Linked DNA regions of Mus musculus: region 1 is linked to region 2. The links are chromatin loops, found by intact Hi-C in ENCODE. Cell type or tissue: gastrocnemius. All regions are shown on one strand. Links, peaks and the distances in the headings refer to the core of each region. The heading gives the core; the rest is flanking DNA.

Evidence for each region. Hi-C counts contacts between places; a loop is a spot of excess contacts. Peaks named below come from ENCODE experiments on the same cell type or tissue, not always from the same donor. Only the 100,000 strongest peaks of a DNase experiment are listed, where the experiment ranks them.
Region 1: it touches region 2 in a loop (2.3-fold over the local background); 1 of 42 quality-filtered maps calls a loop at or near these places.

Annotation. Positions count from the first base shown.
Region 1 is chr10:78,384,456-78,392,110 of GRCm38, reverse strand. No RefSeq gene overlaps it. Among named protein-coding and RNA genes, the nearest start is that of Mir6907, 20 kb to the left of the region's middle. In gastrocnemius, for the core only: no CTCF peak of the experiment used is centred there; DNase peaks (open chromatin) are centred at 3,231 and 3,825; H3K4me3 peaks cover 867 bases; H3K27ac peaks cover 944 bases.
Region 2 is chr10:78,200,479-78,208,133 of GRCm38, reverse strand. Trappc10 (trafficking protein particle complex 10) reads left to right here. Exons shown (of 23, transcript NM_001081055.2): 12 at 102-242; 13 at 588-700; 14 at 3,742-4,253; 15 at 5,113-5,254; 16 at 6,544-6,702; 17 at 7,287-7,516. Among named protein-coding and RNA genes, the nearest start is that of Pwp2, 19 kb to the right of the region's middle. In gastrocnemius, for the core only: no CTCF peak of the experiment used is centred there; no DNase peak of the experiment used is centred there.

The DNA.
Region 1 (7,655 bases), core at 1,701-6,700, 180 kb before region 2:
GCATGTGTGTGGAGCGGGTTATCTCTACTGAAGCACACTTTAGCCCACTGAATCCACACTCTGTCGCTTTAACACGTGTGGATGATAATGGACTTATAGTGCAAAGGAAAACTTTTTTTCCTGTTTGTTTTTCTCACTGTTTGGAAAGTAGTAGTCTATGGTTAATTAGCTCCATTACTCTGTGGTCTCTGATGCATCTCATTCTGACAGGAGCTGATCTTGGTGTCCTGGTTGTAAAAACAAACAAGCCAAGAGAAATACATTGCTGAGGCCTCACCGTCCCTTTCAGAGGATTTCTCACTAGGTCCCACTACCTTTCAATCGAGCCGAGCTGGGGGCCAGCCTCTGGGGAACAGCCAACATTCAAGTGACTGTGATACTAGAGAAACCTGTAGTAAAATTGATGCTATGAAAAAATGCACTAGTGGCGCTGCGCGGCGGAGGCGCACACCTTTAATCCAGCGCTCAGGAGACGGAGGCAGGAGGATCTCTGAGCTGGAAGCTAGAAAGTGAGTTTCAGGACAGCCAGGGCTGCACAGAGAAACCCTGTCTCAAAAAACGAAAAACCAGAGAGGGGGGTGGAGGGGGAGAGGAAAAGAATTTACTAATGAACTTACTTGGGAAATACTAAGTAACACAAAGTGGCATTTAGCTAAAGGAGACTGCCTCCCACAGGACTGGAAGGTTGTGTGCTAACCAGGCTTGTTAGGAACTTAGAGAAAGGAAGGTCTTTACATAATTAAAGTTTAGGGTTGCTGAGAAAGTTTCCGCCAGTGTTTACCCACAGTGTTGACCTCCAATTAGGTTCCATTCCCATGACAAAAAGAAGACAACCCTGAGTTACAGCCAGCTTCCAGGCTCATCTGCATAGCAAAGAACATCTTCTAAGGAGCAGGGGATTGCTCTAGGGAACAGTGCAGGGTCACATCCTTCCTTAACCGCTGGTCTGTCCTTAAGCCCCCTGTGCTCTTCTCAGGAAAAGCATCCTTCTGCCAGGAGGGAGAGAGGATCTGGGGTAACAGCTGCTGGGAAAGAACTCTGGTGTGTTTAAGGAATAATTCTGACAAAATCTTTGTTGTGCAAACCTCCCATCTGCTCAGGTGTCAAGACGTGTGGACGTCTGTGCCTGTTTAAATCGTTTAAAGTTTAACCTGGGGCTGGGACCTGAAGAAGATTAAAAGGTAGTTACCTTTTAATGGCAATAGCCGTGGACCATTAGTCAATACCCATCACCCCTGATGCCCCAGGATGCCCCCAGGAGCCAAGGCACAGCCAGACCCAGCATCTGCTTGAGTTGAAACATTCTGCAGTGGAGGACCAATAAATCTACAACCCAGCATGGGCCTCATCTGCAGGCAAACTTGGCCCTCTGCTGGGGGAAAGGCTGGCGAGGCTGCCACCCTCTACCATCTGTACCCCACAGCCGCATGATCACCGGGGATAGCAGGACCTCTGCAGTGAATGGCGCAGGAACTGCCCGCACAACTATTAGTTTTCTGTTTAAGTCTTTCTTGGGACTTCAGCAGAGATCTGCCACAGTTGTCGGACAGGACCCGACAGATCCCATTGTCTGCCTCCCCTCACCCCATCCCTCCAGTTACTTTAGCACTTTACAAAACTGGTTTACACACTGGCCTAATTCACCCAGAACTCTCAGCCTCCCCAACCTCAGAAAGATCGAATCCCAGGATGGGGCTCAAAGAGGCTGCCAAAGTCCCATCCCAGTCCCTGCTAAACTTTTTTTTTTTTTTTGGTTTTTGAGACAGGGTTTCTCTGTATAGCCCTGGCTGTCCTGGAACTCACTTTGTAGACCAGGCTGGCCTTGAACTCAGAAATCCACCTGCCTCTGCTTCCCAAGTGCTGTGATTAAAGGCGTGCGCCACCACACCTGGCTCCCATTTCTTTTCTTACTCTTTGTTTGTTTTGCTTGCTTGCTCACTTGCTTGCAACAGGGTCTCACTACAAAGCCCTGTGTGATCTGGAACTCTTTGTGAGGGACAGGCTGACCTCGAAGTCATGGATATCCACCTACCTTCACCTCTGAGTACTGAGATTCAAGGCACACACCATTCTTCCTGACACTGCTGGCCAGGCAGGTCAGGGCCACTCAGGCAAGGAGGACCGGCCCAAGGCTTGCTGAGTCTCCTAGGCTCTGGTAGCATCTTCTGCCCCATCCAGGGGTACAACCATCAGTGTGACTGGTGCCACACTGCACATTAACCATGGAGACCAAAAGACAGGGAAGACCCTTCCTCACACAGCTCACAGCCAGTAACCTCTGCTTGAGAGGTAGTTTGCTCTCCTATGGTTACAGGGAGCAGAAAAAAAGAGGCCAGTGACCCCACCCCCATACAGAACTGGGGTTCCCAATTCCAAGCTCAGTCATCTCTTATAAATACATGAACCCTGTGCAGAGCCAGAGGCTGGCCTGATCCAAGGTAGACACTCAGCCAACTGTTCACCACACAAGCTCAGAGTTCTCTTGGGTTGTCCTTGTTCACTAGCTATTGAAAGCTCATGAGGCGGGATGTTCTCCTCAGGCTCTGGAGGCAGAGGAACCTGTCCCTGTCCCTGCCCCCTGTCAGCCTTTCTATGAACATTGAGGTTGCACCATGGTAGGTCAGGCAGGCCTCGCATATGAGGGCTTTCAGGTGGTCTATGGAGGGCCATAGCTTCCCACAGAGGATTGATGCTCCTTGTAGGGATCAGGAATTCCATGGAGGTTTGGGGTTCCCAGTGGGAGCTGCAATGCTAAAGCTCAAGGTGCCAGTGGGTCCCCAGGATTCTGGCCAGCCCTTGTTACCCCATCTGTTCTGGTCACATGTTCCTAGACACAATGTCTGACCACTTACACCTTCTCTCTTACATTAACTCCCCATATGGACTAAACTCTGCAGGGGTAGCCCACCCTAGCTGTCCACAGGCAGGACCTGGCTCCTGAGGACACAGGTCCTAAGAGGAGGAGGGAGAGAAGGAAAGAGGGTTGTGGGCTGGAAGTTGAGGAGAGAGTTGCCCTCCACTTGTAGTAAGCTAAAACTTTTGTGCCACCATCTCTGTTGCCCTAGCTGTTTGGAGCAGAGCTGTTTGTGCCAGGCTAACGCAAGGCCACATGGGTTACCACATGGATCCTCAGGACCAGACAAAACAGGCATGTGCCAGGGCAGACTTACAACCCCCTACACTGACCCAAGAGTGGGTGCCTGTGGCCAGGAGGTGGAGAGGTTTCTGGGACACGGACGCTGCGTGCCAGGCTGGCAGGGACACTGCTGCAGGGCTGGAGAAGGCGCCTCCTCTGCCTTCCGCCTGTGCATTCAGTCAGCACTCACGAACTGGCTTTCCAGGTACTTGCTATTCCCTGCGCCTTCCCGGTTCCTTGCAGCTCTTAGCTCTGATTGCCCCACTATTTATAGTGGACTGTTCCAGAGACACGAATTACTATTGTAGCACAGCCTTTAAACTCCAGAAGAACATTGAAGGCAATTAGCTGACCGGTTTGCTAATGAACTTCTCTCTGGGGACTTAGCAGTAACTCTTGTTTCTTTCTTTCTTTCTTTTTCTTCTGAAGCGATGACTGTACTTTCCTGTTCCAAGAGGCCGGCTCCAAAAATATAACCTCCTTTAAATAAACTGCACAATTGCACTTCCCCGAGGGAAGGCTCGTCCTTCCTCCCCCTGATCTGCCTGTCACCCAGGAAAGCAAGGCTGCTTCTTCATCAGCCTTAGAAATCGAGCTGGGGCTTCCGCGGTGGCTCTGGGTTGGCTGATGCCACATCCGCACTCCTGATGTCCCCTCAAGGCCCGAGGCTGCCCCATGCGGAATGAGCAGGCAGAGAAAAGGAAGAAAAGACACCCTGACTAGGGGTGCTTGCTCCCAGGGGCCTTGTGCCAGGGAGCTCTGTCCACATTCAATTCCTAAATCCTCAGATGACCCACAGCGAGCCTGTACAGGAGAACTGAGGCTCAGCCCTGTGCTCCACGCACTGCCTGTCTGAAGGTGTCTCGCAGAATCTCAGAGCTGCACATAGATATCCCACAGTTCCTTGGGCTAGGGGGGACACATGGACACAGGAACTGTATTTAATTTTATTAGCAGTGATAATGGCCACCATTCAGAGCTGTCTTTTAGAGTTTCTTGCTAACCCTCCTTCAGCCCAGTATGCCAAGCAAAAGATACACCTGAATCACGAAGATGTCACAGGTTAAAAAAAAAAATCTCTTAATCTCTAAATGTCATTGATTTAACAGGTGAGCACACTTGCCACAAAACCAGGATTTGGGGATTCCTTGAACTTACAGAACCTACTCCTGCAAGTTGTCCTCTGACCTCTGTATGTGCACTGTGGCATGCGTGTGCACCACCACCACCACCACCACCACCCCCAGTTCACCCCACACCCACACCCTCTCAGCACATGTGTTAGTTAAATAAATAAGATTTAAATTTAAAACTTTTTTTTTGGAGGCCAGATGTGGTGGTCCACTCCTTTAGTCCCAGTGCTCAGGTGGCAGAGACAGGTAAGGTCTCTGTGAGTCTGAGACCAACCTGGCATACATAGCAAGTTCTAGACCAGCCAGAACTACATAGTGGGCCCTTGCCTAAACAAATAAACAAAAGAACAGAACTTGTAATCCCAGCAGAGGGGAAGTAGAAACAGGCAGATCCCTGGGGCTTCATAGCCAGGAAGCCCAGGCAGATTAAGAGAGAACTTCCAGGTCCTAGTAGGGTATCTAAATAAATAGATAACACACACACACACACACACACACACACACACACACACACACACACACACGTAGATCCAGGCGTGGTGGCACACACCTTTCATTCAGCACTCAAAGGTTGATGGGTGGATCTCTTGAGTTCAAGGCCAATTTGGCCTATGTAGTGAGTTCTGGGCCAGGCAGGGAGACAGCTGGATGTCTCAAAAAAGCAAAGTGAAAATCCAAAGTAAATGGATCCTAAGTAACAGCCCCAGATGTGGTGGTGGTCTTGCTCCTCCTCCCCCTCCTCCTCCTTCTCCCCCCCCCCTCTTCCTCCTCCTCCTCCTTCTCCTCCTCCTCCTCCTCCCCCCCTCCTGCTCCTCCTTCTCTTCCCTCTCTCTGTCTCTGTCTCTCTGTCTCTCTAGATTTATAACTGGTGAGCCCCAGTTAACATCAGAATATGTGAATTCCTCTCTCTACCTTAGTTTTCAGCTCAGTGAAGCAACTGGAACAAAGCATGTAGGTTGCTGTGATATATATATTTGCCTGCCTGTGTGAAGGAGTCAGAAGCCCTGGAACTGGAGTTACAGTCAATTGTGAGCCACCATGTGGTTGCTGGGAATTGAACTCAGGACCTCTGGAATAGCAGCCAAAGCTCTTAACCACTGAGCCATTGCTCCAGCCTCAAGGTTGAACTTCTATAGAGCTACAGGAAGCTCCACCCAGAGGGTTGTATGAATGTTCTACCCAGACAAAAAAAGCCCCTAGATGGCAGAGACCATACCCAAGATGCCACCCTCTTCTTTCCTGTGTCTCCTGTACCCCCCTTTGCCCTGCCACTTCTGCCTGTCTCCTGAGCTCTTCCTCTGCCCTGCCACTGGCCTGGCGTGGCCCATCCCGCAGGGCAGCTACTACATAGGAAATAATAATATATAATGTACTATGTATTATATAATATCACTATAGGGCATATATTTTTATAATTATATATTATAATATGTAATAGTAATAATATTATTATAAAGGAGATAAAAGAAAGAAAGCTCTTTTATAAAATAGCACATCTGACTATAGCTAATGCCTAAAGAGAAATTGGTCTCAAATAGATTATATATATATGACTGAGGCTTGTGCACTGTAGCTTGTGTCACTGTGGGTGTGGGCTTTAAGATCCTCATCCTAGCTGCCTGGAAGTCAGTATTCTGCTAGCAGCCTTCAGATGAAGATGTAGAACTCTCATCTCTGCCTGCACCATGCCTACCCAGATGCTGCCCTGTTTCGGCCTTGATGATAATGGACTGAACCTCTGAACCTGTAAGCCAGCCCCAATAAAATGTTGTCCTTATAAGAGTTGCCTTAGTCATGGTGTCTGTTCACAGCAGTAAAACCTTAACTAAGACAGAGGACAAAAGACCCAAAGCCAAAGACAAAATCCCAGACTTAAAGAGTCAGGACACTCAGGATATGACCCTCAGGGACACATACATGGACACCTGGAGTCTGACCCGTTAGTGACCCATGGTCCATTATACAAATGGCCATTCTTTAGGAAGACAACTTACACAGTGTAAAATTTACTACTAAGCAAGATAATGAGAGGCCCGCCTTTGTCCTCAGACAGAAACCCACACAGGAGTCCCAGAAAAGATCAAACACCTCCCTCCTCAACTGCTGTAGAAGAACGCCCACCTCATGAGCAGCCCGTCACAGTTCCCTCTCAGGGACTCGGTGCTGTTCCTTCCTGTGTCTTGGTCAAGTGTTACCTCCCACAGCAGGGCCTGTCTGACACTGTTTCCCATGGCCTTTTGGAGGCTCACAAGGGGACTTTCTCCTTGCCTCTCAGGCCTTTCTTATCCCCAGTGCCTGTGGTGTTTGAATAATCAACTCATGATATCTAAAGGTCCTGATCTAGGGCTACTGTTGCAACACAAAGGCCTCATAGCCATGACGGATACCTTTTCTTCCTTCCTTCCTTCCTTCCTTCCTTCCTTCCTTCCTTCCTTCCTTTCTTCCTTCCTTCTTTCCTTCCTTCTTTCCTTACCTTTTTCTTTTTCAAAGATTTACTTATTTATTTTATTTATATGAGTACACTGTAGCTGTCTTCCGACACCCCAGAAGAGGACATCAGATCCCATTACAAATGGTCATGAACCACCATATGGTTGCTGGGAATTGAACTCAGGACCTCTGGAAAAACAGTCAGTGCTCTAAACCACTGAGCCATCTCTCCGGTCCCCCTCAAATTTTCATCTTTATTTTATTGATCCAAATATAGATGGTTTTACTGTATGTGTGTCTGTTACCATGTGCGTGCTTGGTGTCTGCAGAGGCCAGAAAATGGTGTTGGAATCCATGGAACTGGAATTACAGATGGTTGTGAGCTACCTTGTGGGCGTTGGGAATTGAATCCAGGTCCTCTGGAAGAGCAGGCAGTACTCTTAACCACCGAGCTGTCTCTCCAGCCCCTGACTGATCCTTTTTCAGAAAACCTTGCTTCATGTTTGAGATTGACAGACCCTGGCCAGAGTTGCTTTCAGGGAATTAGAAGGCAGTAGTAGAGAAGCGGCTCACTGCACCCTGTAAGGGCAAGTGCTGCATCCTCCTGGCAATCCTCTCACTCTGGTGTGGCACGGTTGACAGCAAGCTTGTCCAGGGTGCACACATTCGTTTTATGAGAACTATCTATTAGTCCCTCTGGTCTTTTCTTCTCCTCTAAGCTTTCTGGAGAGGAAAGGAGTAGATCATGTGTGGCTGGCATTTATATCCCTGCTGGGAACATAACTAAAATGCTTTTTCTTTTCTTTTCTTTTCTTTTCTTTTCTTTTCTTTTCTTTTCTTCTTTTCTTTCCTTTTTTCAGGACATCCCTGGATTTCTGAGTTCCAGGACAGCCTGGTCTACAAAGTGAGTTCCAGGACAGCCAGAGCTATACAGAGAAACCTGGTCTCGAAAAAAC
Region 2 (7,655 bases), core at 910-5,909:
GAAGGCCTATGGGTGGATTGTAAAACCATGCAAGTGTCATGGACATCTGCAGTGCTGGCCCTTGTGAGGCCCAACAATCTTCTATTTGCTAACTTTGCAAGGAGGAAAAGGTCGCCACAGAAGGCAGAAATGTATCTTCAGGGAGCTTTGAAAAATTACCTGGCTGAGGGCTGGGCCCTGCCTGTCACACACACAAGGAAGCAGCTAGCAGAGTGCCAAAAACACCTTGGGCAAATGGAAAAGTATCCTTTGAGACCAGTGTTGCCATAAAACAGGAAGCAACTGTGATCATATGGTAGTATTGCCCACGACTGAGTAGGCTGGCAGCTCATAGTGTACCTCACAGGGGATGGGGGTAGGGGTGGGGTATACCTGTAGAGCATAGATCAAGTGTCTACTCTCTTTTTTTAAATCTAACTGAGTTTTCTAATAATGTTTAAAAAACAAAGACAGCTCTTCTTTGGGCCATGCTTTGAAGCTAGGCAAGGACATCTGAAGCTTCTTTGCCCCAGCATCCTCCTCAGGAGATCCTCCCTCTTAGTCCTCCCTCCTAGTCCTCCCTCCTGGCCCTTAACTCACCACTTCAGCTACTTGCAGACCAGCAGTCTTCTGGCCAGTGATCATCACCTGACAGAGGAGGAGCGGAAATACTTCTGCCAGGAGATCCTTAGCTTTGCCAGCCAGCAAGAGGACAACCCAGGTGAGACTGGTAGCCGATCCTGTGTCACAGGATTTTCAGTATGGTGTGAAAGAAGGAGAGGGGTGAGGCCATGCTGTCTGCCTGTGAGACCTACCTGAGGATCTTTGTCTCTACAGTTCTTTTTCTTTGCTGAACCTAAGTGAAGCTCTGGACTTCACCCAAACAGGTTAGCATGCTTCTGTGAAGTAGAATGCTCTAGACAGTTTCTCACACAAGAGGCATTCACAGGGACCTGCAGGACCTGAAGTCCCAGGCTCAGGTCTCTCTGTGTATTTCCACAACTTGCTGTAATTTTTGTTTTATTTTATTTTTTTTTAAGACATGCTCTCACTGTGTGGTCCTGACTAGTGTAAAATTAGCTGTGTAGACCCACCTGGTCCTGACTAGTGTAAAATTAGCTCTGTAGACCCACCTGGTCTTAAACTTGAACTAATCCTCCTGCATCTGCCTCTCAAGTACTAAGCATGCGCTATCACACCTGTGTGTGTGTGGGGGGTGGGGGGTGGTGGTCTGTGTCTGTGTGTGTGATGTCTCTGTCTCTGTCTGTCTCTCTCTCTCTGTGTATGTGTCTCTGTATGTGTGTGTGTAGGCCAGCGTTGAAGTCAGGATGTCTTTCTTAATCACTTCACTTATTTTTGGAGGGAAGGTCTCCCACTGAACCTAGAACTTGTTGTTTCTAAACTGGCTGGCCAGACAGCTGCTGCAATTTCCCTGTCTCTGCTCCCTGTGCTGCAGTGGCTTTTATGTGGATGCTGAAGTTCCACACTGAGCTATACATGCATGCATGCCAAGCATCTAACCCATGAAGCCATCTCTCCAAACCCACATACTGTATTTTAATGGAGTTCAATGAAGAGCCACAAATCAATTAATTCTTGGCACATATATTAAGTTTGGTTATATGTCTCAGTTCTTTTTTAACATTTACTCTCATTTTTTTAAGACACTAGCACCTTCTTTTAAATATAACAGCTTTGCTGAGATAGAATTTATAGTTCATGAATTCCTATTTGAAGCATACAATTCAGTGGCTTTTAGCATATGCACAGATGTGTGTATCTCCTGGTACAGTCTATCTATTACCTAGAACGAAACCCTATACTTGCCTTTCCAGTCCCCACAGCCACCTCTCTTTCTGTAGACTCCCATTACACGAAGTCTCTTGTAACTGACTCCTTTGACTCTAGTGTTTTCAAGGCTCATGGTGTGTGGCATGTGGTGCTACACCACTTCTTTATTTCTAAGACATTGAGCCAGCTGTCATTCAGACCAATTCACCTTCTGGAATCTGTTCCTGGGTCTCCATCCGGGAGTCTCCAAGTTACAGACTCTGGAAGGTGAGATTCAGGGTAAGTGCTTAGAGGAAGACACTTGATGATTTTGTGTGGCCAGACGAAACTTAAAAAGTTTTGCTTCTTGTATTTAGTTGACTAAGCCCTTTTAGGAGAAACACCATGCTACTCTCTCCCTTCAGGTTACCACTATAAAGCACTGTGGCAAGAGCCGTAGCAGGAGGCATTTGTTCTGAGTTGTAGAGGCTAGAAGTGCAAGGGCAGTGCCTTAGTTAGGTTTTTACTGCTGTGAACAGACACTATGACCAAGGCAACTCTCATAAGGACAACATTTAATTGGGGCTGGCTTACAGGTTCTGAGGTTCAGTCCATTATCATCAAGATGGGAACATTGCAGCATCCAGGCAGGCATGGTGCAGGGGAGCTGAGAGTTCTACATATTCATCTGAAGGTTGATGGCAGAATACTTCCAGGCATCTAGGATGTGGGTCTTAAAGCCTATACCAATAGTGACACACCTACTCCAACAGGGCCACACCTTCCAATAGTGCCACTCCCTGAGCCGAGCATATGAAAACCATCATAGGCAGGTACAGTAGGGTCATGTTCTGGTGAGGGTTTCTTCTTTGCTGTGTCCTTAGATATAGTGCAAAAGACAGCAAGCACTCAGGATGTCTTCTCCTAAGTGCCACTTGACCTCTTTTTGTCTGATTAACCTCCCAAAGACCCACGTCCAAATGCCACAGATGTGCATGCGGCAGGTTACATATGTCAGTCAGTCTGTAGCAGTTGTGAGTATGACAGCAACTTCTCCACAAGGTTCTGGCTCCTGGGTGTGATCACAGGCTGCAGAAGTGAATTGCCCACCCATCCACAGAGCCACCCAATGATGTTCTCAGCAGCATCAGGTGGTTTGCTTTACAGACATCTCTGCTTGTTGCTGTAGGGGCCATGATGGGAGTGAGGGTATTCCCTCCTTTCCCTCCTGCTCCTTGGCCCCTATGTGTGAGTAGGAGTTCTGAAAGGATTTGTCCGTTTCTTAGGTCACTTGTGGCAAGTCTGCTTTAATTTATGGGCAGACATCGGTTGGTCAGTTAGTTGGTTAGTTTTTTGATGGGCTCAGCTCAGCCACAGCCATAGTGACAGCCTCAACTTCCCTGCTAAGCACACTTCCTCTGAGCCCCCCCTCAGCCACCCTTAGGTCATCAGGGCCATTCAGTGGCTCCGCAGCACCGTACCGTTCCTAGATTCAGCCAAGGCCTTTGTAGAGAGGAAGACACAGGACGGTGTAGAGAACACTGGGTTCTCACCCATCTCCATGTCTGCAGAGTGCTCACTGTGGGCAGCTGTCTCTCTGCTATCTATAGACTGGCAAATGCCAGGACTAACTTTCGGGGGCACAGTGGAGCACTTGGCTTCTTTACTGGAGAGTTTCTAAAAGTTGCATAAGAGGTTACTTGGGTCCCTTGTGGAGGACCCTAGGAATCGGACTGCTGACCAGTCTTATTTTGAAATTGAGGGAGCAGTTCCTCCTAAAGTTGCCAGAGCAGCTGTGGAAATCTTTACTGTTGTTAATTTGCTCATTCGTAGAGTTGTAGAAACCTTTGTTTAGTCTGCTGTTATGATGGAAGGAGTGTGGGAGGTTGGGGGGGTTTGCACTCTGTCCTGTGTCCCTGAGCTGGCAGCACACTGCCTCCCAGTGCCAGCAGGAGATGTGGTTCAAGTGTGGAACATGGTGTATGTTTGCAGGTCACAAGGTGGTACTGCCCATGCAGTTTGCAAGGCTGAAGGATCTCCATTTTGACCCTCCCAATGCTGTGGTCCATGCGGGTGGTGTCCTGACTGTGGAGATAACGGTATGCAGCCAGATGCCCATCCCTGTCCACGTGGACCAGATTGCTGTCAATGTCCACTTCAGCATCGAAAAAAACAACTACCGGAAGACAGCCGAGTGGCTGACCAAGCACAAGACTTCCAATGGAATCATCACCTTCCCAGCTGAGGCCTCACTGTTCCCTGCATCTCAGAACAGCCTGCCCGCTCTGGAGTTGTCGGAGATGTTGGAGAGAAGCCCCTCTGATAACTCATTGAACACCACAGGCATTATCTGTAGGAATGTCCACATGCTTTTAAGGAGGCAGGAGAGTGGCTCTTCTCTAGAGCCGCCCTCAGGGTTGGCCCTGGAGGATGGGGCCCACGTGCTGAGGTGCAGCAGTGTGACCCTGCAGCCAGGCGCCAACAAGATAGCCTTCAAGACCCAGGTATGGGCTGGGCTGGGCTCAGGGCGAGGCCCTCAGTTGGTGGTGATGGGGAGGGAGCCAGCAAGTGCTGTGAGGCTCTGCTGCTTTTAGAGAAGATACAACTTTTTACATCTTTTCTACACAGTAGTTTGGCTGTTGATAAGTTTTTGAATGAAGCTTAGGTTTTGTTTTTATTTTAAAACAGGCTCTCACACTGTAGCCCAGGCTGGCCTGGGATTCACTGTGAAGCCTAGAGTAGCCTCAAGCTTCCTGGCAGTCTTCCTGCCTCAGCCTCTCTACAGGCATGAGCCACCATCCCCAGCTAGTGAATGAAGTTTTTATGAAGATCTCTGTTTGGACTTTCAGTTAGCTTTTTAACTGGCTGCTGTTGGGTTTTCTTGGCTGGCTCCTGTGTGTGTGAGGAGGTTGTGAAGGTGACCTGCTGTGTAAGCTTTCCCAGTGGTGGCTGTGTGGGTGTCAGCCCTGTGCTTGTTTCTCAGATGGAGCATACCCTGTTCCTTTCACCTCATGAGAGCTCAGGGTCTGAGGAAGACGTTTGTGTCCCACATGGATATGGTCTTGCCCTAATGGGCCTGTACCAACTGAATGCCTCACTCAGTATCTGCTGAGAAGTGCACCACATACAGGTCCTTACCCTGAATGTACCGCACGGGAGGCTAAAGCTGAGCCATAAGCATCAGTTGCTCAGAAAGGCCCTGAGAGCCAGCAGTGTCTCGGAGCAGCTAGGTGTAGGCGTGATACACTGGACAGGGATGCAGGAAAGACAGGTAGCATTTGAGTAAGAGGACAGCCTGCCTTTATCTTCAGCACTTGTAACATATGAAGTGTCATCTTTCCAAGTACCTTGTTTTACCCCTAGGCCAAAGAACCTGGAACATACACGCTGCGGCAGCTTCGGGCCTCAGTGGGCCCTGTGTGGTTTGTCCTGGCACACATCCACCCCATTGTACAGTATGACGTGTACTCTCAGGAGCCTCAGCTGCACGTGGAACCGCTGGCTGGTGAGTGGGGCCTACAGCCACACAGGGAGCCACATAGGGTGTGAGGGAGAGTCTCGTGTACCACTTTGCACAGCACCTTGCTCCTCTGCTGTCTACCTACAGCGGATGCCAAGAAAGGGTAGTGGAAAAAGCCTGGGAGCCACTGGCTGCAGATCTGTGCGTGGTGATGTTCATTGTCCTGTGATTGCTAGCCACCATGCTTAGCTACCATGGAGTATCTGAAAGTAAGACACAAAGGCATTCTGCAGGGGACTTGTGCAACTGGCTCCCTTTGGGTGGCATCGCACAGCGTAGTTCACAGTCTTATCAGGCTTCATCTTTGAAGTTCTGAGTAGGCTTGACTCCAGAGCATGGCCCTAAGAAACCCCGAGTTTCTGTCCTACTGGTAAGCTTTCAAAGTAGAAGGAGCAAACATTCACAAGTGACTGCAGCCATGTGTCATGTTCTGGAACACCAGAGAGGCAAGGTCTTAGACTAGGAACACCTTTATCTGCTGTCTTCTTCCATTCAGAAACAACATAAAGGACTACAGTTTCCTGGTGCACATTCAGACACACAAGTGCACACACAAACCACACACACTCCTTGTCTTTCCATGCAAGGCCTTGGCTGCGTCGGGAGGCCATCACTAGCTATAGATCCTTGATTTTACCTGTGAGCCACAATAAACTTCTTTTATTTGAAACAAAATGAAAAAACACAGAAAGGAAAACTTTTTTCCAGTTAAATTTCCTCAGTTCACTCTACTCAATTTTGCAGCTTCTGTCAGGGCCACCAGCAGATGCTCTTGGGTATCAGGCTCAGCAGTCTGTCTCCAGGGGCTCTTGCATGGGGGTGTATTAGGGACAGCCTGAGCTCTGCTCCTAGGAAGCCCTAGTCGTCGTTCCCCTCCCTGCCATGGCCTTGCCTCCCCTTCCTGCCTTTCCCTCTTGTCTCTGGACTCTCACCTGTCCCCTTGCCCTGACATTCTCTGGAGCAGCTCCACTGCCCACTTCCTTACTCTGTCTGTCCCAGAGCCTCCTGTCTGACTTGATAATCTAGGAACACCATAATCTTACTCTGCCAGCCCAGGTGATATTCCCCTCCCGCAGGGCCGCAGTGTCCTTTGTTCTCAGTGAGGTCCTGCTGGGTGCTGTGGCCACACTGAGAGGAAAAGGTGAGGCAGGAGGAAATGGTACCCAGGACTAACAACCTCTGCAGTAAAGAAAGGAAAGCTGATCACTTCTCCATGGCTCCCATGACTGCTATCTGGAGTAAAGAGGTAGTAATTGCTGTCTTGTTTCATTTAGATAGCCTTTTGGCTGGCATCCCTCAGAAAGTCAAGTTTACTGTCACTACTGGCCATTACACAGTAAAAAATGGAGACAGCCTCCAGCTCAGCAACGTGGAAGCAATGCTCATCTTGTGTCAGGCAGAGAACAGAGCCGTGGTCTACTCCAACTCAAGAGGTAAGGCAGGCTGAGCTGGCCACATTTATCACACACTTCCAGGATGGAGGGAGGACCAGGCGTCACTGCCCTGACACTTGTCTGACATCTTATCTTGTCCTCTGAGGTTAGTAAGTAAGTGGCTGGAGCATGGCATTCGTTTAGGGATGTCACTAAGCATGGTGTGTTCATTAGGTGCCAAGTGCTGCCACCCTTGCTAGGTAGTGCAGGTCACAGCTAGATCATGTTCCACAGGAGTGCTTTTCCAGGTTCATCCTCTTCAGCCACCATCAAAGAGCAAAAGCAGATGACCCTTTTAGGTCCTACACCCTACCCCTCATCTTCTTTTTCCTTGGGGCAGATGTTGGTCTGTAGTGGGATAGAACATGCAGGCATGTAGGACTGCCCGTACATGTCTGCACTTTGAGCTGTGTCTGGCCCGCCAGCCTCCTGTGGAGCCCCATCTTGGTTCTTGGATTTTCCTGCCTCTCCCCTAGCACTGCCCTCATTCATGTACTTAGGACAGCAAGAACTCTTGGCAGCATCTCGGCTGACCGGGAACAAGGCAAGGAGCTGTGTCCAAGGTGACTTTCTGTCTCCCACAGAAGAGTGCTCCACTGCCCTGCTCCGGATCCAGTCCTCTGACAAGGTCACAAGCATCGGTCTTCCCACTGCACCTGCGTACCACGTGATCGAGTTTGAGCTGGAGGTTCTGTCTTTACCTTCAGCTCCAGCATCTGGCGGGGACACCAGTGTTCCGGGGACACCAGAGCTCCACAGGAAGCAGAAGGATTCTCAGAGAGCTGGCCATTGCATGGTCACCACAGATCACAAGGTAGAGAGAGAAGGTCTTGGGTTGTGTGGTTAGGTAGTAGCCTCTGCCTGTCTGGGTCGGAGGAGCATGGAATCTCTTTCCTGTCCTCCTGTTCTCTCATGTCTGTTCTCTCATGTGCAATCATCGGGGCCGCAGCCAC